Regions from separate parts of the Homo sapiens genome. Here region 1 is linked to region 2. Evidence: read pairs that join two places in POLR2A ChIA-PET (ENCODE). Cell type or tissue: OCI-LY7. All regions are shown on one strand. Links, peaks and the distances in the headings refer to the core of each region. The heading gives the core; the rest is flanking DNA.

Region 1 (5,380 bases), core at 250-5,249, 220 kb before region 2:
CATCCTTATAAAGTTAAAGAATATTTTAAAGATAAACTCATAATAGCAATACTAACTTAACAGTTATGGTTAATCTTCTGTTCTTTTTGAAAAACATGACGTATTCTTGGGAAATTTTCTTATGATGGTTTACTTCAATACTAAATACATTTCTTAGCAACATTTTAAAACTGTGATATTGTAAAATTCAGGTCTCTGAATCAATAAAGTTAAGTTTCTGTTCATGAAGTTTCTTTATCAAAAAGTCTTATTAGCTCATTTTCCTAAAATTTCACAAAAATATGAGAATATTTTTCCATCATCTGATAGATTGTTTCAGAAACGTATATCAATATGTGGCTGTGTTAATGCTATTTGGTAGGAAATTACTGGATCTCACTATATGATTAGTTAAAAGAACATTTTGGAAGAATGCAGATATAGAGAATAATAGCTTTTTTGGAAATATGAGAATATTAGACCTTTCAGATCTACTTAAATAATTGTGTAAAATAATTACACTGAAATTTTAACTATTTTTTATGTAGGCAGTAGCTTGCACAGTATTTATATCACAGTATTTGAAACCAGACTGAGTGGAAACCAGTGTATATAGTGGCGATTGTGCTTATATATTATAGAGAACTTTTCAGCTCTTGAGTAATATGCAAGTTAGAACCATTCACAAGGCATTGATTTAAGTAAAGAATATTTGAAGATGAGGACCATATTCTAAATAGTCAAGCATCTTGATAGGCTTAAATAATCTGTTGATAATTTGCTAGTTTCTACCCATACACAAATAATAAAAACAAAATAATCCTGAAATATTAAATATTCACCTGATCCTTAAATTTAGTATTGGTCTGGCTACTCTTGGGGAAGAGCAGAACTTTTGATATCAAGATGATACAAACAATACAGCTGTATTTGTTAACAAAACCATCTTAGAACTTTATACCAAGAGAAGTCATTTTCTACATTTGGGCATACAAATATCTGTTATTCATATCTGAAATTCATTACCTTTTGGACAGATGTGCTCAGAGACAAAGGTTTCATCTTTTATCATTGTCCTCAACTTCATAATGTTTGGAACTATATTGGCAATGTGAAGAGAGTAATTACTTTTTTCCCATTACTTTTATCAATTTTTTTTTTTACTTTTAATGTGGTGGAAACAATTTTTGACTTTATTTAAATTAATTTGTGTATAATTCCTAGTTTCTCCCCCTTTGCTTAATCCAAGACCTTATTTATTTTGCATCATCTTTTTAAAAGCCACCATTTAAAGCAAAATCTGTATTTGTGGCCTTTATTATTTCACTAAATGTGGAACTGTTTTGTTTTTTTTTCCCCCAGGGAAAAGATAATGACTGTCTGAAATATTGAAACTTTCCCTGTTTGTTTACTTTTTTTTTTGAGACAGGGTCCTGCTCTGTTCACCCAGGCTGGAGCACAGTGGTGTGATCATAGCTCACTGCATCCTGGAACTCCTGGGCTCAAGCAGTCCTCGCATCTCAGCCTCCCTAGTAGTTGGGATGACAGGCATGTGCCACCATGCCCAGCTAATTTTCACATTTATTTTTATTTTTGTAGAGATGAGATCTCACTATTTTGCCCAGGCTAGTCTCCAAATCCTGGCCTTCTCCCTCAGCCTCCCAAAGTGCTGAGATTATAGTAATGAGCCACTAAACCTGGCCTGAAACTTTCACTGTTGAATCATTTGCTTATCAGCTAAACTTCATAAGTTCTCTTTATATTTATTCATTTAAGAAAATTTACATTGTCTCTACAGAAATACATTTTTATCTTCTCAATTTATTTTTTGATTTGTTTTGTTTTTATTGAGCTAATGATGCCATATTGGATCAAGAGAGGCAACTCATTGTAAGTACCCACCAACGTTTTTCCTGCTCTGGTGTGTGATGAATGAGATATTTATATAGTTTCAAAGTACCTCTTCACAAAACATTACTAATTATAAAGGGGGAAAGTGTAACTTTGCTGTGGAGAAGGCTGGTAGACATCACCTTACTCAGACGGCCAAAGTGGAAATCTGCTGTCATGGAACAAACTGAAATTGAGGTGGGAAGAATACAACATTGTTTCTATCTATGATCTTCCCGCCTGAGATGTAAAACCTCAATCTAATCACAGAGAAACATCAAAATCCACACTGAGAGAACTTCTACAAAATAACTGGCCTGTAATTTTCGAAATTGTAAAGGCCATGAAAGTCAGGGAATAGTTAAGAAACGGTTCCAGATTAAAGGAAGCCGAAGAGGCATGGCAACTAAATGCAATGTATGATTCTGAACTGGATCCTTTTGTTATAAAGGACATTATTGGAATAATTGGTGAAACTTGAATTGGATCTGAAAATTAGATGGTAGTAATGTATTCCCGTTAGTGATTTTGATGGTTGTATTGTGGTTATTAGGGGAATGTTCTTTTGTTTGTTTGTTTGTTTGTTTGTTTTTGAGGCTGAGTTTCACTCTTGTCACCCAGGCTGGAGTGCAATGGCACGATCTCGGCTCACTACAACCTCCTCCTCCCGGGTTCAAGCTTTTCTCCTGCCTCAGCCTCCCTAGTAGCTGGGATTACAGGTGTCTGCCACCAGGCCCAGCTAATTTTTGTGTTTTTAGCAGAGACAGGGTTTCATCATGTTGGCCAGGCTGATCTCGAACTCCTGACCTCAGGTGATCCATCCGCCTCGGCCTCCCAAAGTGCTGGGATTACAGGCATGAGCCACCATGCCCAGCCTAGGGGAATGTTCTTATTTGTAATTTTTTTTTTTGAGATGGAGTCTTGCTCTGTCGCCCAGGCTGGAGTGCAGTGGCGCGATCTCGGCTCACTACGAGCTCCGCCTCCCAGGTTCACGCCATTCTCCTGCCTCAGCCTCACGAGTAGCTGGGACTACAGGCGCCCGCCACCACGCCCAGCTAATTTTTTTGTATTTTTAGTAGAGACGGGGTTTCACCGTGTTAGCCAGGATAGTCTCGATCTCCTGACCTCGTGATCCGCCTGCCTTGGCCTCCCAAAGCGCTGGAATTACAGGCGTGAGCCACTGCACCCGGCCTTATTTGTAATTTATATACCCTAAAGTATCCCATGGTTATGAGGTACCAAGATAGGAACTGACTCTTAAATGCCTCAGGAAAAGAAGAATTCTTTGTACTTGTAACTTTTCTATAAGTTTGAGATTGTTTACAAAAAGGAAGGATGAGAATAGCTGAAGGTTCTAGAATCCTAATCCCTGGGTTAAAATCATGGCTCTACCACTTATTACTTCCTTGTGTCTCAGTTTCCCCATCTGTAAAATTAGGATAACAGTAGTACTGTACAAGCTTGTGTGAAGTTTAAGTAAGTTAAAAAAAAATGCTAAGAGCACTGCCTGCAATAGATATTCGCTATTATGTCATTTGAGTTTGATACTTTTACCTTTCTGGGATAAAGTGGCCAACATTGAGTCGCTGGTGTATCCATTAGCAGTATTTAGAAGCTTGGACTATTTATTATTTGTCTGTTGTTATAATATGGCCTTTGTACTGATGGAAACATTTCAGTTTAGAAACATGAAGTGAACATTGTGCTACAGGTCAACACATTGAAATAAATGTAGATATTAATTTTTTTATTTGGGTTTAAAACTATTAACCATAGCTGTTTGATTTAAGTTTAATATTCCAGTGATTATTTAAAGGCTTTTTAGCCTGTACCAATAATAAACAAAACTTACCCTGTTTGTTTCACTCCTGAGTTCCATCAGCCCTTTCACATTGGAGTAATAGCAATGACTCAACATTATTGGTTCCTGGGAACCAAAGAACTTCAACAAATAACTTAGTAACTAAGGTAGCAGCTTTGGAGTCAAGTTGTCCTGATTTTGAATTCTGATTCTTTCACTTGCTTTTGACATTGGCCAAGACGCTAACCTGTCTCTAAGCCTCACCTATAAGATGGAGATGACCACAGTACCTTCTTCAGAGTTGTTGTGTGCATGTGAAAGTGCATAGCTCATAGTATATGCTATAAAAACATTAGCATACTCTCTACTCTGCCACTCCTGTTGCCCATCACCTTAACCCCAAAAAAAGTCAGTCGAAAAGATAGGCCGATAGATATCCAGAAATTCCATTGTCTTATTTGGGGTGTAGGAGGGGATCGATGACTTATCTCCTATTACTTTTTTAGTGAAATAAAGGCTATCATTTTCAGCTCATGCCTGGCAACTTTTCAGGAAGGAAAACTGTGTGGGGGGTGGGGGATGGCATCCTGAGATGAAGTCCGGTGATGACCATAACATTTTCAACATTTCCTAGTCCTTTATAGCTATAGTGTTGTCCTTTACTCTTTTTTACCTTTTAAAAATTAATTGTTTTAATATTAATTAGGACAACATATAGCCATTAAGATGGGAACAAAAAGCCAGTTAAAATCTATAGGTTGTTAGGTTTCAAATACAGATATCTTGTCTTACTTTAGTATGTTCCTGGAAATAAAAACATATAATGTATATAAATTATTTCTTTTGATTAGCCATTCAGTCAGCTATTTCTCATGAGAAATTCACATTCTGCCCAACATCAAGGAAAGAACCCATGGTGTTCAGAAAAGAACGAAGAAAAGCGTAAGCTCCTCCTTCCCTAAAAGATATAATTTTAGGAGGCTAGGTGCAGTGGCTCACGCCTGTAATCTCAGCACTTTGGGAGGCCGAGGCGAGCAGATCACGAGGTCAGGAGTTCAGCCTGGCCAACTTTGTGAAACCCCATCTCTACTGAAAAGACAAAAAGTTAGCCAGGCGTGATGGCAGGCGCCTGTAATCCCAGCTATTCGGGAGGCTGAGGCTTGAATCGCTTGAATCGGGAGAATCGCTTGAACCCGGGATGTGGAGAGCTGAGACCGCGCCACTGCACTCCAGCCTAGGCAACAGAGCGAGACTCCGTCTCAAAAAAAAAAAAAAAAAAAAAAAAGAAGATATAATTTTAGGGAATTGTATGGAAGTTGACTATTTTAAAGGATCAGCTGCCACAGACCACCGGAAGGGCACAGGGCCATATGCTGCAAGCTGGGCCCATGCAGGTCCTCATTTCCATGTAACACTCCTTGGCTGTAGGGTAGACCCTGGCTACTCCTGCAGTCTGTGAGGTTTTGTTTTTGTTTTAACCTGGACAGCACTTTCACTGTACTGCAGACTTTTCCCAGCCTCCGTGGGAATGGGGGCTACTCAGGGCTTCCCTTGATCCCTGGTTCATGGGCCACCAACCCTCTGTTGTGTGCTGCCTGGGAGCCTTGTTGAACATGCCTATAAAGCAGGAGCCTGCACACCTCTGCTGGTCGAACTCTATCAATACACCAGACCTATAAGCAAGAGAAGATTCAAGGAAATGTTCAGGAG
Region 2 (5,380 bases), core at 81-5,080:
TAAATGTATAACATTTTTTTCAAAAACCTTATTATTCAATTCAGAAATTGCCCCTGGCAGAATCAATAAACAAGGTACTATACTAGTAAAAGTGAACATTCTAATATATTATTAAGACAGTGGCGACCTGGTGTGGTGGCTCATGCCTGTAATCCCAGCACTTCGGGAGACTTAGGCAGAAGGATTGCTTGAGCCCAGGAATTTGAGGCTACAAGTGAGCTATAATCACTCCAGTATGGATGACAGAGACCCTCACCATTAAGAAATATAAAATATAAAAAGGGAAGATGCTGTGTTACATACATATATTTTACTGTAAAAATTGAATATTTGATTATTTGGCTGAATTGGGATTTCCTTACTACAATATTTTCGTAAATAATCTCAGATCAAATATGTTCAGTAAGTATGTGGGGCAGGATAATCTTTTTTTTTTTTTTTTTGAGATGGAGTTTTGCTCTTGTTGCTCAGGCTGGAATGCAATGGCGTGATCTTGGCTCACTCCAACCTCCGCCTCCCGGTTTCAAGCAATTCTCCTGCTTCAGCCTCCCAAGTAGCTGGGATTACAGGTGTGAGCCACCACGCCTGGCCTGAGGTATTAATCTATACTTTTGTTCTGGTATTTTCCCCTTTCCCTTTCCTGCCTCTGACCAGATACTTCCAATCTGTTTATTTTCTTAGTGAAGAGATGAGATGGGGCAGAAAGCTGAAATAAGCTCAAGCTTATTTTTCTCCCCCAAGCTTTTGTTTCTAAAAGCTTAAGCCCCAGCAAGGGAAAGGATTTGAGCCACAGGCAAAAGCAGAATTCTTCTGGGTGGGGTGGTGGGCTGAGCAGGTGGTGGGCTTTCCAGAGACCTAGCTAGCAGGCAGGACTGTTCCTGGAGATGTGGCTGAGGGCCGCAGCCAGGTCCCAAGTCACAAACGAGTTACTTTGGGCTGGATCTGACCTGCAGATGGGATTTGGCCATGTGAATTTCAGTCATTCAGGATTTTAAAACTAGGCAATTTCACATAAAAATTCAGATTTTGTGGCCGGGCGCGGTGGCTTACGCCTGTAATCCCAGCGCTTTGGGAGGCCGAGGCGGGTGGATCACGAGGTCAGGAGATCGAGACCATCCTGGCTAACACGGTGAAACCCCGTCTCTACGAAAAACACAAAAAATTAGCCGGGCGTGGTGGCGGGCTCCTGTTGTCCCAGCTACTTGGAAGGCTGAGGCAGGAGAATGGCGTGAACCCGGGAGGCGGAGCTTGCAGTGAGCCGAGATCGCACCACTGCCCTCCAGACTGGGAGAGAGAGCGAGACTCCGCCTCAAAAAAAAAAAAAAATCAGATTTTGTCTTCTCTTTAAGAATTGGCAAATTTGACCATACTGGGTTCAGTCCGTCATGGCATCAAATGGCTGCCTGTATTGGAGAAGAAATGGGTGGTTTAGCTTGTCACAGTGTCCACCAGTCCCTGCTGTGTCCCAATGCTGAGGCCAAAGATTAGTTGCCATTCATGACACTGGCACTGCTGTTTTCTAGGCAATAGAGGAATGTCCCTCTTTACCCAAGATTTTTCCCATAAATGGGGAAACAATAGAGAGACTAAAGATGGCTCATGTTGAAAGAAACATGGAGCTAGCGTATTTCTTTGTAAAGGTGAAGAGCGTTCTCACGTATTTAGTAGGCAAACTACCTGGTTCACTTATGAACTCTCCTTGCCTGCTCCCTGCAGGCATTTGCATCACATATCCCTGCTCTAGGCAGCCTTGCAAAGAGATGACCTTGTCCCTGGTTGGGCATGGCAGAGCCGCTGCCTGCAGGGCATGGTGAGCCAGTGATGGATGGCTCTGCAAGAACCCCAGTGGACAGATGCCCGGAGGGCAGAGGCCCCTGGAAGTCCCTGGGGTTGGGGAGGACTCCAAAAGGATAGGACTCAGAATAGCAAGTAAATTATAAAAATAGCTATTTCATACACACAGATCTATGAACCGAGACTTGCACACACTGCCTCTGCTGTCCACTGACCTGGTTGTTTAGCCCAGGGATCTAGGGCCACCAACATGCACATGTGATGGAGGCTACTAGAACCTGTCCTAGAGAAGGACGGGACTCATCGCGCCTTTCCTTAAGGGGCGGGGCAGGGGGTGCAGAGAATGTGGCTTAAGGACCATCACATTTTAGAAATGTTTCAGAATTATAGAGCGGTATTTGTGTCACTTTTTGGGTGGGGTGTGAATGTAAAGTGGTCCTCTACAGGTGTCTTCCAGAAAGCATTGAGGCTGTTCATGTGAACCTTTGTGCTTTTGCTGCTAAACTAGAAGCATAGTTTTGGATTGGTTTATTGTTTTGTCTTCTATGAATAGAAAAAAATAATCAAAACTGTTTTAATGTGTCTGGGCTAATTATTTCAACATTTCACTTGCCTCATGTATGACCAATAAAAATAAGAGCTACCGTTTACTGAACTAACCTTATGACAGCCACTGTACCAGTACTAACCAGAAGTGCCTTGTATACACCTACCCTGTAGGATGGGGTTGCCCCGTGGTGTGAATAAGGAAATGGAAACTAAAAGCTTCTGTAGTTTCCTAAGGTCACTTACTTAGTACATGCTGGAGCCAGGATTCAAATCTGCATCTGTGTGATTTCATACCTCCTGCACTGCACGGCTAACGAGTGCAACAGCATTTGCCACCACCTGCTGTCTGCAGGACAACAGAGCTGGAGAGAGGGGAAAATGAATGCAAATGGCCAAGTCCACAAGGAGCAGCAAAGTTAAATTAGTCACATTCTTGTTTTCTTTTGAGACAGGGTCTCGCTCTGTCACCCAGCCTGGAGTGCAGTGGCACAATCACAGCTCACTGCAGCATCAACCTCCCAGGCTCAATTGATTCTCTTACCTCAGCCTCCTCAGTAGCTGGGACTACAGGCTCAGGCCACCACGCCCAGCTAATTCTTGTATTTTTTGTAGAGACGGTGTTTTGCCATGTTGCCCAGGTTGTAGTCACATTCTGGTAGTCACTTTCTTTAAGGGAAAAAAAAAGGAAGGCAGAGGCCGGGTGCAGTGTCTCACACGTGTAATCCCAGCACTTTTGGAGGCCAAGGTGGGCAGATCATGAGGTCAGGAGTTCAAAACCAGTCTGGCCAACATGGTGAAACCCCTGTGTCTACTAAAAATACAAAAATTAGCCGGGCACAGTGGCACGTGCCTATAGTCCCAGCTACTCAGGAGGTTGAGGCAGGAGAATCGCTTGAACCCGGGAGGCCAGGTTGCAGTGAGCCAAGATCGTGCTACCGCACTCCAGCCTGGGCAACAGAGAGAGATTCCGTATCAAAAAAAAAAATTAAAAATAAAAAAATAAACAAAAGGGAAGGCAGAATCCTCCAGTGCCTGGCATTTAAGCTTGCAATAATTATGTGTTAAATGAAGGAATGAATTACAAACCATGTAATCTCTCTGGACATTTATTGTTGTCATCTGTGTAAAAATGGGGTGGACCTGTTCCACCTCTCTCAGGCCTGTCATCAAGGGCAAACAGGAAACCAAAATTTGAAAACACTATTTTTATGGACTAAATGATTGTGTCCTTCATATGTTCCCCCTATTCTCCAGTGTGATGGTATTTGGAGTTACAGCTTTGGGCGGTAATTAGGATTCGATGAGATTATAAGGATAGGGCTCTCATGATGGGATTAATGCCCTTCATAAGAGATAACAGCCGGGCGCAGTGGCTCACGCCTGTAATCCCAGCACTTTGGGAAGCCGAGGCGGGCGGATCACCTGAGGTCAGGAGTTCAAGACCAGCCTCAACATGGAGAAACCCCGTCTCTACTAAAAATACAAAATTAGCCGGGCATGGTGGTGCATGCCTGTAATCCCAGCTACTGGGGAGGCTGAGGCAGGAGAATTGCTTGAACCTGGGAGGCGGAGGTTGCGGTGATCCGAGATCACGCCATTGCACTCCAGCCTAGGCAACAAGAGCGAAATTCCATCTCAAAAAAAAAAAAAAAAAGAAAAAAACAAGAGATAGTAGAGTAGCCTGCTCCTGCCCTCAGGGATGCTAGAGTGGGGAAGATCAGAGCAAGAAGGCTGCCATTTGCAAACCAGGAAAACAGCCCTCACTAGAAAGAGACCATGCTGGCACCCTGATCTTGGACTTTAGACTCCAGAACTGTGAGAAAATAAATTTCTCTTGCTCAGCCCACCCAGTCTATGGTATTTTATTATGGTAGCCCAAGAAGACCAAGGCAACTATGGAAAGAGGACGGCTGAAGAGAACTTTATGGCTATGTGATACTATTATTATTACTGCAGAGTTAGTGTAGTGTGGGCCTGCCATGAATTGGCTGCCTACCTTTGGATCACTGCCTTAAAACGGTATGTGTGATGCAGGGACAATTCCAGAAGGCACCATTCATTATAGACTAGGGATGGTTCTGCTCTCAACCTTTAACCCTTCAGTTTTTTATCTATACAGAAAGGAAAGGGAATGGAACACTGGTGTCTAACAACTCAGGTATTCTTTCAGCAAGTATTTGTTGAGAGTCGACTATGTCCCAGGCACAGTGCTAGGCACTTGGAGGTATAGTGATCAGACACGGTCCTGCCCTCCAGGAGTTTACATTCTAGCTAGGGAAACAGACGAAGAAAAAGGCAATTACAGCTGCTTGTGAGCAGGGTCTCTAGTAGTCTGCTTGGGCTGTTATAAAATACAACTGGGTGGCTTAGACAATATAATTTTTTCTTTCTGAGTCAGCTTCCTAGGGAATATAAATTTTTCTCATGGTTCTGGAGGCTGGAAGTCCAAGGTGCTGACAGGTTTGGTCTCTCCTGAGGCCTCTCTCCTTGGCTTGCAGGTGGCTACTTTCTCTCTGTGTCCTCACGCAGCCTTTCCTCACATGCACTCCTTGTCTCTAGTCTCATTTCCTTTTTTTTTGAGACGCAGTCTCACTCTATCACCCAGGATGGAGTGCAGTGGCATGATCTCCGCTCACTGCAACCTCCACCTCCTGGGTTCAATCGATTCTTGTATCTCAGCCTCCTGAGTAGCTGGGACTACAGGCATGTGCCACCACGCCCAGCGAATTTTTTGTATTTTTAGTAGAGATGGGGTTTCACCATGTTGGCCAGGCTGGTCTTGAACTCCTGACCTCAGGTGATCCACCTGCCTCCGCCTCCCAAAGTGCTGGGATTATAGGTGTGAGCCACCTCGCCCGGCCTTTTTTTTTTTCTTTCTTTTTTTGAGACGAAGTCTCTCTCTCTGTCACCCAATCTGGAGTGCAGTGGCGCAATCTCGGCTCACTGCAACCTCCACCTCCCGGGTTCAAGTGATTCTCCTGCCTCAGCCTCCCAAGTAGTTGGGATTACGGGCACCTGCCACCGTGCCCAGCTAATT

Evidence for each region. Peaks named below come from ENCODE experiments on the same cell type or tissue, not always from the same donor. Only the 100,000 strongest peaks of a DNase experiment are listed, where the experiment ranks them.
Region 1: POLR2A ChIA-PET joins it to region 2 with 6 read pairs; 3 of 35 experiments call an interaction of 5 or more read pairs at or near these places.

What each region holds. Positions count from the first base shown.
Region 1 is chr6:107,346,832-107,352,211 of GRCh38, reverse strand. All of the region lies in intron 1 of PDSS2 (decaprenyl diphosphate synthase subunit 2), which reads left to right. Among named protein-coding and RNA genes, the nearest start is that of PDSS2, 110 kb to the left of the region's middle. In OCI-LY7, for the core only: no CTCF peak of the experiment used is centred there; no DNase peak of the experiment used is centred there.
Region 2 is chr6:107,122,417-107,127,796 of GRCh38, reverse strand. No RefSeq gene overlaps it. Among named protein-coding and RNA genes, the nearest start is that of BEND3, 9.6 kb to the right of the region's middle. RefSeq lists enhancers at 2,566-2,645, 2,656-2,745. In OCI-LY7, for the core only: a CTCF peak has its summit at 2,658 (motif pointing left); DNase peaks (open chromatin) are centred at 2,626 and 4,886; H3K4me3 peaks cover 679 bases; H3K27ac peaks cover 1,647 bases.